Linked DNA regions of Homo sapiens: region 2 is linked to region 1. Evidence: chromatin loops called from intact Hi-C (ENCODE). Cell type or tissue: heart right ventricle. All regions are shown on one strand.

The links. A loop is a pair of places that touch in the nucleus more often than their neighbours do. Peaks named below come from ENCODE experiments on the same cell type or tissue, not always from the same donor. Only the 100,000 strongest peaks of a DNase experiment are listed, where the experiment ranks them.
Region 2: it touches region 1 in a loop (4-fold over the local background); 2 of 110 quality-filtered maps call a loop at or near these places.

Annotation. Positions count from the first base shown.
Region 1 is chr9:20,870,393-20,878,392 of GRCh38, forward strand. FOCAD (focadhesin) reads left to right here. Exons shown (of 44, transcript NM_001375567.1): 19 at 4,289-4,415. Among named protein-coding and RNA genes, the nearest start is that of SNORA30B, 87 kb to the left of the region's middle. In heart right ventricle, no CTCF peak of the experiment used is centred here; no DNase peak of the experiment used is centred here.
Region 2 is chr9:20,810,204-20,818,203 of GRCh38, forward strand. All of the region lies in intron 11 of FOCAD (focadhesin), which reads left to right. Among named protein-coding and RNA genes, the nearest start is that of SNORA30B, 27 kb to the left of the region's middle. In heart right ventricle, no CTCF peak of the experiment used is centred here; no DNase peak of the experiment used is centred here; H3K27ac peaks cover 771 bases.

The DNA of each region.
Region 1 (8,000 bases):
AGAAAGTTGATTGAAAGGTTATCCGGCTCAGAACCCACAGTGAGGCATTTTGTGGGATACACTTTCCAGTACAGATGGTCCCCAACTACGATGGTTGGACTTAACGATTTTTCAACTTTATGATGGTGCAAAAGTGATACATATTAGGTAGAAATGGTACTTCGAATTTTGAATTTTGATCTTTTCTCAGGCTAGGCTAAGATATGTGGTAAACCACTCTCTTGTGATGCTAGGCAACAGCATCAGATCGCAGCTCCCAATCACACTGAATCACAAGGGTAAACAACTGATATTCTATAGTGTTCTGTGTTACCAGATGTTTCTGCCCATCTGTAGGCTAATGTAAGTGTTCTGAGCACACTTAAGGTATGTTAGGCTAAGCTATGATGTTTGATAGGTTAAGTGTGTTAAATGTATTTTTGTCTTCTGACATTTTCAACCTACGATGGGTTTATTGGGACATAACCCCCATCATGAATCAAGGAGTATCTATATTCAATTTGAAGCAAGTTTTAAAAGTAAATTATCAGCTGAGTGTGGTGGCTTACACCTGTAATCCCAGCACTTTGGGAGGCCAAGGCAGGCAGATCACTAGAGGTCAGGAGTTTGAGACCAGCCTGGCCAGCAAGGTGAAACCCCCTCTCAACTAAAAATACAAGAACTAGCCGGGAGTGGTGGTGCGGGGCCTGTAATCCCAGCTACTCGGGAGGCTGAGGTAGGAGAATTGCTTGAACCCTGGAGGTGGAGGTTGCAGTGAGCTGAGAGCATGCCACTACACTCCAGCCCAGGCAACAGAGCAAGACTCTGTCTCAAAAAAAAAACAAAGTAAATTATCATTTTTGACTTTCCATTTAAGTTTTTTAACAAAGCTTAGTTATAATAGGCAGGTCGTTTTTGTTGGTGGGGTGTGTGTGTGTTTTAGTAGGTTGGCACAAAAGTAATTGCAGTTTTTTTCTTTTGCGCCAACCTAATAGATACATATGCAGTTTTATTTTTCTGAGTGTTTTAGCAGCTAATATAATATTATTGCCAAAATTTTATAACCTTAACAGGAATTCTTTCAACTGAGTTCTCTTGATTCTCTATAGTTTTACTCGCATTGACCTTATTAAATTGTTGCACACAACCAGGGGGAAAGACTGGTAGTAGCCTAGGGAAGGTAGAACAAATAATTCTTTTAAGAAGTGACCAGAGGAGTAAAGAACTTACTCATGTAACCAAACACCACCTGTTCCCAAATAACCTATGGAAATAAAAAATTTAAAAAAAAAAACCAAACACCGCATGTTCTCACTCATAGGTGGGAATTGAACAATGAGAACACGTGGACACAGGAAGGAGAACATCACACTCTGGGGACTGTTGTGGGGTGGGGGGTGGGGGGAGGGGTAGCATTAGGAGATATACCTAATGCTAAATGACGAGTTAATGGGTGCAGCACACCAGCATGGCACATGTATACATATGTAACTAACCTGCACATTGTGCACATGTACCCTAAAACTTAAAGTATAATAATAATAATAAAATAAAAAAAATTAAAAAAAAAAGAAGTGATCAGAGGAGAAAGGAAATTTAATGGAACCAAAATGTAATAAATAATAAGTGCTAATTTGTCCAGGAGAATCAGCTCACCTATTAGAAAACAAAATTGAAGGAGTGATCATACCATTATAAATACATATAGTATATAATCTATTCTTAAATTATAATACATTTGTAATTTCTTTGCTAAAATTTATGCACATTTGAGATGCAGACATATGCTATTCACTGCATAGAAGATAAATTAATATAGCACACAGTTACGTGAATATGAAATTAGACAATTTAAGATTGATGGGTTGGTCAGTTTGCTTTATCCGCAATCTTTCTTTAGTGGCTCTTAAAAATATTGATGACCCAGGTGCAGTGACTTGTATTAAGTAATTAGGTTGACTGCACAGAAGGACAGGATAGGAGGATAGGATAAAAGTTGTACAGAAATGATCATATCCCTTTTATACTAAATAATTCTGGAAGCATTTGGTCATTTGACATAGTTTGCACAGCACTTTAAGGTTCCTCTGGTGGTGGCAGTGACTTTTCCCCGACTCCCCACCCCCCCTTACTCTTTTCATTCTACTCCCCTCCTCTTCCCCTCCCCCTCCTCCTCTTCTGCATGCCTACATACCTTCCTCCCTCCCTCTCTCCCTCCATAGCTCCTTCCTTCCTTCCTTTCTTTTCTCTTTTCTTTTCTTTCTTGCTTGCTTGCTTGCTTTATTGACATATGATTCATATACTGTACAACTTACCCTTTAAAGTATGCAATTTAGTGGTTTTAGTATATTGAAACAATTGTGCAACTAATCACAGAGCAACCACAATCTAATTTTAGAACATTTTCCCCCCTGAAAGAAACTCTCTCAGCAGTCAGTCTCCATTACTCCATTCCCTCTCCAAGACCTAAGCAACCACTAATCTGCTTTCTGCCTCTGTAAGTTTGCTTATTCTGGACCTTTCCTATAAATGGAAGCATACAGGATGTGGTCTTTTGTGATGGGCTTTCTTCACTTATCTTAGTGTTTTCAAGATTCTTTCATGTGTAGCATGTATTTGTACTTTATTCCTTTTTATGGCTGGATAATATTTCATGGTATGGATTTATACTATATTTTGTTTATATATTCCATCAATTGATGAACGTTTGGGCTGCATGAATGTTTTGAGGCTATTATAAATAATAATTCTATGAACATTTGTATGCAAGCTTTTGCATGATCATATATTTTCATTTCTCTTGGTTATATACCTAGGAGTGAAACTCCTAGGCCATGTAGTAACTCTATTTTTTTGTTTTGCCACGTTACTATGATGTGTAAAATGTCAGGAAGCAAGGCAGAAGAACTCAGAACCAACTTCTTTCTCAGGACTTTTTAGGCCACTAGGATTGTTTAGAATCTTTAAGACAACTCTCAAGGAGAGTAAACCTGGAAGACTGTGAGTATGCACACAGACTAGACACTTGAAAAACCCTCCTGGTCAGAATCAAAAGGTTTGCGAACATGCCAGAGTTTCTCTGATATGCAGTGATTTCGACAGACGCTTTCATACCCTATCTAGAGTATACCTGATAGTTATCTCTGTAAGTATGGCTGATTCCGCCCTCTGAGAATTAGGTACTTAATACTGAATCTGAATTAAATCTTGTCTTGGACAGTGCTCGGGTAGTCAGGTTGCTTTCACTTCTCCTTCACTAGTGAAGAGAACACTAGTTATGGTTGAAAGGCTTCATTGGAGTTGACATTATTATTCTTAAGAGAAGCATTTCTTTTCTGTTTCTTCTACCCCCCTGCAAGAATCCTGAGTCAGTGCACTTCCTAAATGGAACAGTGCTTTGGGGACCTATGAAGAAGGCAGTCTGCAGGAATTGTTAATTATTTCTAAAAATAACTCTGGGATACAGGCTAATGGTGATGACTGGATTCTGGCACTTTATGGTTATAGAAACCACTTTTATATATTTTGATTTCCTCCCCTAATGCTTAATTATCTCCATGTGGACATTATGATAGAGTGTCATTGAAGGTATTAAAAATGTAATTAATTGCTTAACAGTTATATCTTGTGAAAACAATGTGGAAATCTTTTTACATTTTTAATTTTTGGTTCAAACAAACCTAACTAATCAAAGAGCAGCCACAAAAATCCTCAAAATGCAAATTAGACACAATAATGTACAGCTACCAATTACAGATTTTAGTGTTTTTGTATTCCACAGCAACAAACTGCCAAGTCTTAAAAAAAAAGAAGTCAACTAAAGCATTCTGTTGTTCCCTGAGCTCTACTGTATATTCTACTGGAAGATTTTAAGCTCTGTCATGGACATATGACTAGAATCACAAATTTTTTAAAAAGTGTTCAGACAAGGCAAATATCTAACTATGAGCTATAGAAGTTAAATATATTGAGTATGTCAGTGTTTGCATTTTATTTTTGGATGGTATAGAATTTTATTAGTTTTCTATAATAATCATTGCTTATACTGGCTTACAGTGATTTACTGTATTAACATAAGCTTTTTATACAGATCTGAGATTGTATCTAATAAGATGACTAGAGTCATGACCATTTAGTTAATCTAAAAAATGAATAGATTTTTAAAAAATTAATTTCAGTGGTCTTTTATGTTATAGAGTGATGGAGTCTAACAAAATTTTAAAATCTTGTCACAAAAAAGGATACAGAAAAGATTTTGCATAATGTTTTATTATTATCCTCTCTATGATCTTTTCGCTTATCATTTCAGATAAGACCAGAAATTCCCATTCCTGAAGAGTTAGATGACGATGAAGATGTTGAGGATGTGGATCTTTCAGTTCCTGGCTCTTGCTATCTCAAACTGTTGTCACTCACTCCCCCTTTGGTTTTACCAGGTGACTCCTATTTGGTAGTAGAGAAGCTAGCATTTTTTAGTGGTTCGATTTGTCTGATTGTATTCTTTTGTGATAGGTACATAGTATAGTTTAACCTTATGTGCTTATTTTTTAACCAGAATGTTAAATGCACCCATCTGTTCTATTGAAACAGCTTGAGGTAGTATGGTGTTTAAATCATACGAAAAAACGTTACATCTGAGTAGGATTGAACAAGAAAACTAGTGTAAACAATTGTGTTCACTGATAATTAAAATTCATTTAAAAGGCTAAATGTATTCCACAAGATGAATTTGCACTGGTACTCTAGGTCATTGATTTAAACAATACTTCTTTCTTACATAAGCCAAGTGAAAAGATCATTAGACTATTCAGAGATTTACTGAGTAGTTTCATTATTATACATTTATTCTTTCTATAGAGTTATGCCAAAGATGTTACTGATATTTATTTCAGAGCTATAAATTAATGCTTTTAAAAGATGGATCAAATTGTATGGTCATTCAGCTTTGATGTAAAGCTTATAGGGCCTTTATCTTTTAAAAAGTAGGCTGGGTATGATGGCTCACGCCTGTAATCCCAACACTTTGGGAGGCTGAGAGAGGCAGATTGCTTGAGGTCAGGAGTTAAATACAAAATTAGCCTGGTGTGGTGGTGCATGCTGTAGTTCCAGCTATTTGGGTGGCTGAGGCACAAGAATCACTTGAAGCTGGGAGGTGGAGGTTGCAGGGAGCTGGGATCATGCCACTGCATTCCAGCCTAGGTGACAGCCTAGGTGACAGCCTAGGTGTCTCAAAAAAAAAAAAAAGTATTCTAATGCTTATATGTGGTAATTATTCTATATGTATATTGTGTTTAGAAGTACTCACTTGCCCCTATTACTATATGCCCTACCCAAGAAATGGTAGACGATACCATTTGAAAAATATGTTTGATTGTGGACTGTGATTAGGAACTTACATTATTTTATTTTGAATGTTATTTTCTGATCATTAAAAAGTTATTTACAAATTCCTCAAGTGATTTATTGTGATTAAGTAGCTTTTCTATATTAGACAACATCTTGCTTAGTTTTGTTACAATTCTACTTTGAATGTTCGTGGATATAAAAATTTAATTTCTGGAAATGAAGTTCAATCAAAACAAGAAAGGTCATGTTATTTTCTCAGTCATAACCATACTAGCCTGTAATGTTGGAAGTTTTTTCCTCTGGTTTCATCCCACATGGAAATTCCTGTGAAATTCAGCCAAATATATACTATTTATTTCTAGACAAAGCTCCTTTTACAGTTCCCTGCCTCCTTTTATTAGAGAAAACTGAATGGCCAAGTTAGACAAAGAGATCACCTTTTCTCTTCTCCTGATATCTAGAAAGAAGCCTCAAAGACTTGTTCACTCTTCCTCTCTTCTGTTCTTCCCCACTTCCTACCTCTTAGCTTTTCAGAGTCTAAGGCCTCCCTGAAGTTAACATGAGTCCAAGGAAGGAAAAAGCCTTCAGTTATCCAAAGTTCTTTCTTTAACCTGAAATAACCTAGAGTCAGAAGTCCTTTGGGGCTTTTTAAATGATTTTTTTTTCACTTGTACATGTATCCCCCATCACAGTCTCTGGTGTTAGAAAGAGAAGTGGGGGAATATTTGTTGCCAAGGGGTGCTGTTGTTTGTCTTCTCAGTACAGAATGTGCAGTGCTATGATGGCTATTACCTGGATCTTCTACATTGTTTGTCCTTGGTGGTTCTCAGTGCCTTCGACTGAGAAAGAAGGGGAAGAGTTGAGATCGACAACTGTATTTGTTTGAGAAAATTTAGTAATTTGAGTGAGGTGGGTGATCTAGATGCTATGTTGGCAAACTGTCACCATGGACATTTTTTCGTTGATTATTAGAGAAGTATAAAAAGTGTCCCTTTGATTATTACAGAACTAGAAAAAGAACCAGGAAAAAGTCACCAGCCTTAGGAATATATACCCTAAAATGCACAGGATGAATGATATATATTAGTCACCAAATGCTACAGACAGAAAAGTGGGTTGTGCTGAATTTAAGTGAATCCTGCCCCTTTCTCCTTTTAATTCCTTTCAAATGAACACAAAAGCAGCTGTAAAGTGAATCCAGGAATTTGCATTATTTAAATAGAGATGTTACTGCTATTGATTATTAAAAAATAGTTTTGAAATAATTTTACACTTCCAAGAAGTTGCAAAAACAGTTTAGAGAGTTCTGTGTACCTTTTTTGACCTGGTGCTCTAGTTGATAACATCTCACATAACCATAGTATGATATTAAAACCAGAAAATTGACATTGGCACAATATTACTAACTTAAACTATAGACCGATGTGAATTTTATAGGGTTTTCTCCCCCAGTATATAAACTTAAGGGATTAGCTATTTCTTTCCCCGTCAAGTGTCCTTGAGGGGTTTGGGCCATCACCCTGAAAGACCAAATCCCGAATAGCATAATTGTAATTGCCGAAATCCTGAAAGATTAAAATATCTAAAGTCTAAAATCCTCAAAATCACAATTCTGAAATCTCAAAAATGTAATTCTAGAAAAATAATAAAATGTTCTTTAAAAGATGTTTATTTACATTTTAAAAGGCAATTTACTTGAGAAACATAAAAACACAGCAGAGCACTTCATAGATCACTTTACACAATAAAATAGGCAAAGTAATGTACATATTTTTGCAATCATAAACAGGTATACTAACAACAGCCACAATCTAACAATTATGAGCAGATGAACTGTATTCATAAACAAATAGCCCTCAAAACAATATGTATAAATGCTTATCACTATGACTGGTGGTTGTGGGCTCCCAGGTTTGTAACTGCAGTCACCGGAAATACTCTGATGCACAACTGAAGTCTTTTGACAAAATCATTCGAAAACCTCAAGCTCGAGACCAGCCTGGCCAACATGGTGAAACCCTGCCTCTACCAAAAATACAAAAATTAGCCGGGCATGGTGGCAGACACCTGTAATTCCAGCTACTTGGGAGGCTGAGACGAGAGAGTCGCTTGAACCTGGGGCAGAGGTTGCAGTAAGCCAACATTGCACCACTGCACTCCAGTCTGGGCAACAGAGAGACTCCATCTCAAAAAAACAAACAAACAAACAAAAACCCCAACGGGTTACCACTCTTTATGCAGTCACTCAAAGAATTGAGATCTCGAGATATTTTATGTTTCACAAATGCAGATATACAAAAATGACATCTCTACTTATTGTGGAAGTTTCAACATTTTTACATACATACACAATACTTACACACAAAGTCAGTGTTGTGATAATGCACTTTTGTGGAGTCATATTTGTAAAAAAAAAAATGCATAAAACCAATTAGAACTCTTTAGAAGTCTTTATACAATTTGTACTTCCAGTATCGGAAAAGATGCAAAAATGAAATACATAGCATAGCAAGTTGGCACTATGTGTGAAGGGGCGGAAGTTGTACATGATTAAATAATTTGGCAGGGGAGATTTCTTGTGTTTTTTGCCTGCGTTTTCATTTCTGTGATCTTCAAAATGTGAACTGTACTTGTATTTGGAGAGTGGTTGTGGTCTAGAAATTTGGTGAGTATAT
Region 2 (8,000 bases), 60 kb before region 1:
ATGATGGCAACATGTATGGGTTCTTTGGGAAATCTGCTATTTTATTAAACCCCAAAATATTGAATCTATCTAGCTTAGTTACATAGTTGCTTACCTAGATGAGCTATATTTAATAATATCTAATTGTTGGAGAGATTTCAAACTCCTCCTTCTAACTCTGGTGTAAAACACATTACCAATGACAGACATAGTAGTAGAAATTGCACCTAATTATACATTATACTTTACTTATAGGACATTGGCTTTTAACTTTTATTTGACTAGTCAGACTGCCAAAGATTTAGAGCTCACGTGGCAGAAATGTGTAGCTACTTTTGTCCAAGAAGGAAATTCTATGGATACAGGAATTCAGTCACTATAGTTATCATTTATGTAAGTTTCAGAATGTTAGCAATGGATATAACTGTTGATTATATTCCTTTTTTCCCTGCTGGTAGTTACATATTGGTAATGTAGCCAACCATTACATCATGATTTAAGTTTTTCTTATACTGTTTTCTAAATAAATAAGTTTTCTGACTCTGAGAGATAATAGTCAGATGGCTAATGAGACTCACCTGGAAATAAAGTTTAGGCCAGGAAGGGTCGTGGCTATTTTCTTCTACATCAAACCCCTCAAGTGATGTGATATTTGACTTTATCTTATTCTAGTCTGCAGTATTTCCTGTGTCTTTCCATACTTGAACCTCCTGTATTGCTGACCTTATTTTCTACATACTAGGAAATTTATACCTCAGATTCTGATGATGTTTATGTTTTTGGCATCCTAGTAACCTTTATTGGATGGGCTAATTTTTCTGATTCTAAGTTAACTTGATCAGAATATATTTTGGAGTAACTTTATTGGCAGATAGTAGTCTTTTAATACTTTTTCATAGAATCAAATAATTGCAACATTATTATAAGATCCATTTGCTTATAGAATTTGAAGAGACAAGGAAATTAGACATAATTTATACTCTAAAAGCATTTACAGTGTGCTGGGAACGAGGGACACAAAGGTCTATGAGATGTCATCCCTGTCTTTGTGGGGCTAAGTGGCAAGTACATGGGTTTTAGTGTTAGATTGCTTTGATACAGTCCGAAATTCAGTACAAGCTTCAGTTTTCCGTTTGAAATGTGGTGATAATCATGATTTTCTACAAAGTGCTTAACAGAATGTTATAGTTAGTCTTCAATAAATGCTAGCTGTTGTTATTCAAGGAATCACTACAGATCAGATGCTCAAGCTGGATTGGAATAAGGCTAGAGTGATATATCACTATAGAAAGATTGTCTGGTTGGGACCTTTGCTAGTTTAGATACATTTCTTTCCTTGACCTTATTTGACTCTTAAAGGTTAAACTTCAAGACTGTAGAATACTTCTTTAATTATAATGTTAGTATATAAATATAATTTGAATCTTAGAAGAGTAAGATTATACTGTTTACCTTTTTTTGTGATGTTGCTTACATGCCTGCAAATTCCTTATAAGTGGAGGAAGTAATTACCTTTTTAGCACTTCTGTCAATAAACTTCTTTCCAATGGACTATTTAAATAATAAACATCATAAGTAAAAATGTCAAGTAATTGAGGAAGGTAGAATTAAGTAATGTTCAAAAGCTTAATCACTTATCATGTCATTTTTTGTAGAATGAATAAGTTTTAAAAGTCTCTTCCAATATTAAGATTATTAAGGAATTATGTTTCTGTATATATCATGCAAGCATATTTATTCTTATATTTTATGTTTTATCTTTTCAATTTAACTGAATACACACTATTATCTTACCATTCTTTTAAAAATGGCAAACACACTTGTATATATAGAATTTAGATCAATTTTTCCTCAGGACAAGGGCTTATGCAAAGTTGAGTGAGTCAGCATTTGTTGAATCTAAGGCTATGAGTAAAATGTGAACTAAGAATACACTTTTGTAATTCAGGTCTAGTTTTATAAAACATGACTCTGAAAAGTTAAAAGCAGACACTGCTTTGGAGTTTTGCCTCTCACTTTCATTGGCTGATCATATCTTGAATTATTTCATTCCACTGATAACTTTTTCTATTTATACTAATTTATTACTATATATCTCATATAGTAATAAAGTATGAGCTATCATATTTTTTTAAAAAGGAATAGTTATAAACATTATGTATTGTCTCATCTTCTAACCATGATGAATAGTAACAAAGCCCTTTTTTATTTCTCATAATTTATAAGTAGATAACACTACTTAAGATTTTCGTTATAGAACTGTCTGAAAAATTATGCTCTTTTTTTGCAGCCTCATGAAGTGTTGCCAACGTGTATGTTTTTTTCTGAATCCAGAGTTGAATTTTTGTACTCTGTTTTTTATATGCTTGATTTCACTGAGATGCTGGTTTGTGTCTCTCCTGCGTGTTTTTTTCTTTATGTTTTGTCCAATTTATGGGGTGAAGACTTGCATGATGGCTCTTTGTTTCTGTTATAGATGGCTTGGAATCTTATGTTTGCTGTTACTCTGCCAAGGTAGAATGGAGGAGTGAACTGAGACATAAACTCCTATCCACATTTTGCCATCATCTAACTTTGTGGTCTTTTTGGGCCTCAGTTTAATCTTCGGTAAAATAAAGTTGTTAAGCTAAATGAAGTTGATAAGATATCTTCTGACTCTTAAAAAACAATCCCAGGATTTTTTGTGTATGGTAAACACATAACATGAAATCTACCTTAAAAAATTCTAATTGTACTGTACAGTATTGTTAAGTATATGAATATTTTTGTACGGTGGATCTCTAGAACTTTTTTTATTTTGCATGACTGAAACTCTATACTCATTGAACAGTAGCTCCCCACTTCTCCCTCCCCAACTGTCTGGCAACCACCATTCTACTTTCTGCTCTAAGAGTTTGACCACTTTAGATACTTCATATAAGTGGAATAATGCAGTATTCGTCCTTCCGTGGCTTATTTCACTTAGCATTGTGTCCTCAAGGTTCATCTAAGTTGTAGTATATGATAGAATTTTTCTTTTTAAAGACTAAATAATATTCCATTGTATGCATATACCACACTGTGTTTATCCATTCATCCCGGGATGGACATTTAGGTTGTTTCCATCTCTTGAGTATTATGAATAAAGCAGAAATGAATGTGGGAATGTGAATATTTCCTCAAAATCCTGATTTCAGTTCTTTTGCATAAACAACCTCAAGATCGATCATAGAGTAGATTAAAAAAAATTTTTTTTGAGGAACCTTCATGCTGTTACCCATAGTGGCCACACCTTTTTTACATTCCCACCAACAGTGCACAGATGTTCTAATTTCTTCACATCCTTGTCAATACTTCTGATTTTTTAAATAATGTTAATCCCACCAGGTATGAGGTGACATCTCATTATGGTTCTAATTTGTGGTTGGAAAGGGTACTTAGTGTGATTTCAGTCTTAAATTTGTTAAGACTTGTTTTGTGATCTCACACGTGGTCCATCCTAGAGAATGTTCGGTGTGCACCTGAGAGAGAACATGCTGTTGCTGTTGGGTAGAACGTTCTATGTGAGTTTGTTAGGACCATTTGGTCTACAGTGTTGTTGAAGTGCTCTGTTTTCTTATTGATCTTCTGTCTGGATGTTCTATCCATTATTTAAAATAGGATATTGAAATCATCTACTATTACTGTATTGCTTTCCATTTTCCCCTTTGGTTCTGTCAATGTTTGCTTTATATATCTGGGTGCTATGATGTTGGTTGCATATATATAATTATCGTATTGTCCTGGTGAATTGACCCATTTATCATTATATAATGTCCTTCTTTCTCTCTTGTGACGATTTTTTATATGGACAACCTTGCTGTCTTTTGGTTACCATTTGTATTAAATATCTTCTCACTTTCAGCCTGTGTGTGTCCTTAAATCTAAAGTGAGTCTTTTGTAGACGTTATTATAGTGGGATCTTGTTTGGGTTTTCGGAATCCACTGTATGTCTTTGATTGAGCAGTTTAATCCATTTACATTGAAAGTACTTAGTGGTAGGAAAGGACTTACTATTGCCATTTTGTTAATTGCTTTTGTCTGTCTTATAGCATTTTTTTGGTCCCTTGTTTCTTCTCTTGCTGTCTTCTTTTATGTTTCATTGATTTGATAGTGACACTTTGATTCATCACTCATTTTCTTTTCTTTTTTCTTTTTTTCTTTTTTTTTTCTGAGATGAAGTCTCACTCTGTCGCCCAGGCTGGAGTATAGTGGCACGATCTTGGCTCACTGGAACTTCCGCCTCCCAGGTTCAAGTGATTCTCCTGCCTCAGCCTCCCAAGTAGCTGGGATTACATATATGTGCCACCAATGCCCAGCTAATTTCTGTGTTTTTAGTAGAGATGGGATTTCACTATGTTGACCAGGCTGGTCTTGAACTCCTGCCCTCAAGTGATCCATCCACCTTCAGCCTCCCAGAGTACTGAGATTACAGGCATGAGCTACCGTACCCAGCCACTCATTTTCTTTTGTGCATGTTCTATGTGTATTTTTTTTATGGTTGCCATGGGACTTACATCAATATCTAACAATATTTTAAGCTGATAACAAGTTACATAAACTTCAATCACATACATAAACTACTCTTTTACTTCTCCCTCCTTTTTATGTTACCAATGTCACAAATTACATCTTTTTAATAAAGTTCATCCATTTACATGGTTTTTTTAGTTATTTATACTTTTGCCTTCTAAACCCTATACCAGAATTAAAAGTGATTCACGCACCACTGTTACAATATTATAGGATTCTTTGTTTAGGTATTACCAGTAAACTTTATATTTCCATATGCTCTCATGTTTCTGTCTGGAGTCCTTCTGTTTCACCTTGCAGGACTACTTTTAGTATTTTTTGTAAGGCATGTTTAGTGGTGATGAACTCTCTCAGCTTTTGTTTATCTGGAAATATCATTACTTCTCTTTGTTTTTTTTTTTTTGTTTTTTTTTTTTTTTTTGAGACAGTCTCGCTTTGTCTCCCAGGCTGGAGTGCAGTGGCACAACCTCAGCTTGCTGCACCCTCTGCCTCCTGGTTCAAGCAATTCTCATGCCTCAGCCTCCTAAGTAGCTGAGATTACAGGCATGCACCACCATACCCAGCTAATTTTTGTAGTTTTTTTTTTTTTTTAGTATAGGTGGGGTTTCACCATGTTGGCCCAACTGGTCTCGAACTCCTGATCTCAGGTGATCCTAACACCTCGGCCTCCCAAAGTGTTGGGATTACAGGCACGAGCCACTGCACCCGGCCTCTCCTTCGTTTTTGAAGGATAGTTTTACCAGATATAGTATCCAGTATCTTGGTTGGCAGTACCTACCCACCCACCCCTGCCCACTCCTTTCAGCACTTTAAATATATTATTTCACTCCCTTCTTGCTGGCAAGATTTCTGCTGAGAAATCTAGTCATAGTCTTATAGGGGCTCCCTTAACAGTCCCATGATTATAAATTAATTTGTTTATCAAGGAACTTAAACGCTGGAGGAGGGAAGAGAAAGCATTGAGTTATATGAAGCCAGATCTTGAGACAGTCAATTATAGGACACTTACCAGCTTCTTTTATATTAAAGGCGAAATCTGAGCATTCATTGTATTTTCAGCCTCTGAAGGGTATAAGATTCAAGATTAGGAGGATCAAGAGCTGGTAATTACATCTCAAGTAAATACATATTCACAAGGAAATAATAATAATAAAAAATTAGTCCATCTTTTATGTAAAATTATTTTCCACAGATGTCTATCTATATCTGTGTTTTCCTAGTGAAACAGTCCCTGTTTTATTTTTTCCATTTAATTGGGGACTGAATTTGGGCTATTATGCCTTGAGAACTGTATTAAGTCTAAGATTATTTACTGTAAACATTTCCTTCTTTTTTCATTTCTGAACTGGCCAGAGGAAAAGACACACCCTTACGTGCTTTTTTTAGGGCCAAGTCTCATAAAGGAACTGTGTACTCTTAGACATAAATACAGTACTTTATTTCTCCCCTGACAGTATAATTATAGCATTTGTTTAAAAGTCACACAACTAAATACACTAGTTTATAAAATGTCAGTAAATATACTCATTGCCCTTCTAAAAACTAAGAATCTGTCATTGTGTCTTGGTAGAAATCTTTCTAGAAGGGGATAATGCGTTGAGATCACTGTAAGCCAATTTAAGATAACCTTCTGTTTTTAATTAAAATGGGAACTGAAAAGTCAGTTCAAAAATTTGTCTCCTTTCATTTGCCGAAAGTGAGAGTGATAGAATTCCTGTTCCAATCAAGTCTCTGCACTTGTTAAAAACATCATACATTTTGGCTGTCTGTTGTGAGATCATAGCTATTACATGCACAGCTCCACATGCTGCTGTGGTATATCGTGGTCAGGGTCATTAATGAATTAATGTTTAATTGTCAATGTCTTGGTGGTAAAGTTAAGAGGATATTTTTTCCTTTTTGAAATTGAATTAAAATAGATGTCTTCGAAGGTTAGAAGGAACAGGCTTTCTAAGAATAGAACAGATAGAGAAAATGAACAAATACAGTGGGCCCTTGATATTAGCTGGTTTTTCATCTGTGGATTCACCAGCTGCAGACAGAGCATATTTGGGGAAGAAAATAAAAATAAGAATTTAGCAATAAAGATAATATGAATAAACAATATAGTACAACAACTATTTACATAGCATTTACATTGTTTTAGGCATTATAAGTAGTGTAGAAATGATTTAAAGTGTATGAAAGGATGTGCATAGGTTGTATACAAATACCTATGCCATTTTATATAAGATGCTTGAGCATTTCTGGATTTTGCTATCCATGGAATGAGGTGTGCGTATCTGTGTGTCTGACCATCCTGGAACCAGTCCCTGTAGATACTGAGGAATGACTGCTGGACAATAAACTTTTGAAATATAGCATATGGCAAATAAAATTTTTTGGCATTACAGTTTGTGCTATCAAGTAAGTGCTTTGCTTATAGTAGATATTTACCAAATAATTTTGAATTGAATTTAAAAAACCATTAAAATATAATTTACATCTCATGTAATTCATCCATTTGAAGTGTACAATTCAATGGCTTTTATTATATTTACAGAGTTTTGTAAACATTACTACAACGAATTTGAGAACATTTCATTACCCCCGAAGGAAACCCCATGCCCATAAGACGTCACTGCCTGTTTCACCCTTCCTGACCACCCCCTGCTTCTTACTTGCCCTATCCTAGACAACCACTAATCTACCTTCTATCTCTACATACAGCCTTTTGTGGCTGTTTTTTTTCTCTTACCATAATGTTTTCAAGGTTCATCCATGTTGTAGCATGTATCAGTACTTCCTTTATTTTTATGGCTGAATAATATCCTGTTGTGTGGTTATATTGTATTTTGTTTATTTATTCGTCAGTTGATGGGCATTGGGTTGTTCTGGGCATTCTGCTCATATAAATGAGATCATATAACATGAGGCCTTTTGTGGCTTTTTTTTCTCTTAGCATAATGTTTTCAAGGTTCATCCATGTTGTAGCATGTATCAGTACTTTATTTATTTTTATGGCTGAATAATATCCCATTTTATGGTTATACTGTATTTTGTTTATTCATCAGTTGATGGACATTGGGTTGTTTCCACTTTTTGGCCATTGTAAATAATGCTTTTCTGAAAATTCATTTACAAGATTTTGTGTGGACATATGTGTTCTTTTTTCTTAAGTAGATAACTAGGAATAGAATTGCTACATCACATGGTAATTCTATGTTTACCTATTTAAGAAATTGATAGAATGTTTTCCAAAGGGACTGAACTACTTTACATTACCACGAGCAGTGTACAAGGGTTCCAATTTCTTCACATATTCGGCAACACTTGTTATTGTCCATCTTTTGATGATAGCTTTTGCATCATGTGTAAGGTGGTATCTCATGGTTTTGATTTGCATTCCATCATGTCTCATGAAATTGAGCATATTTTCCTGTATTGGCCATTTGTTTATCATCTTTGGAGAAAGGTGTATTCAGATCCTT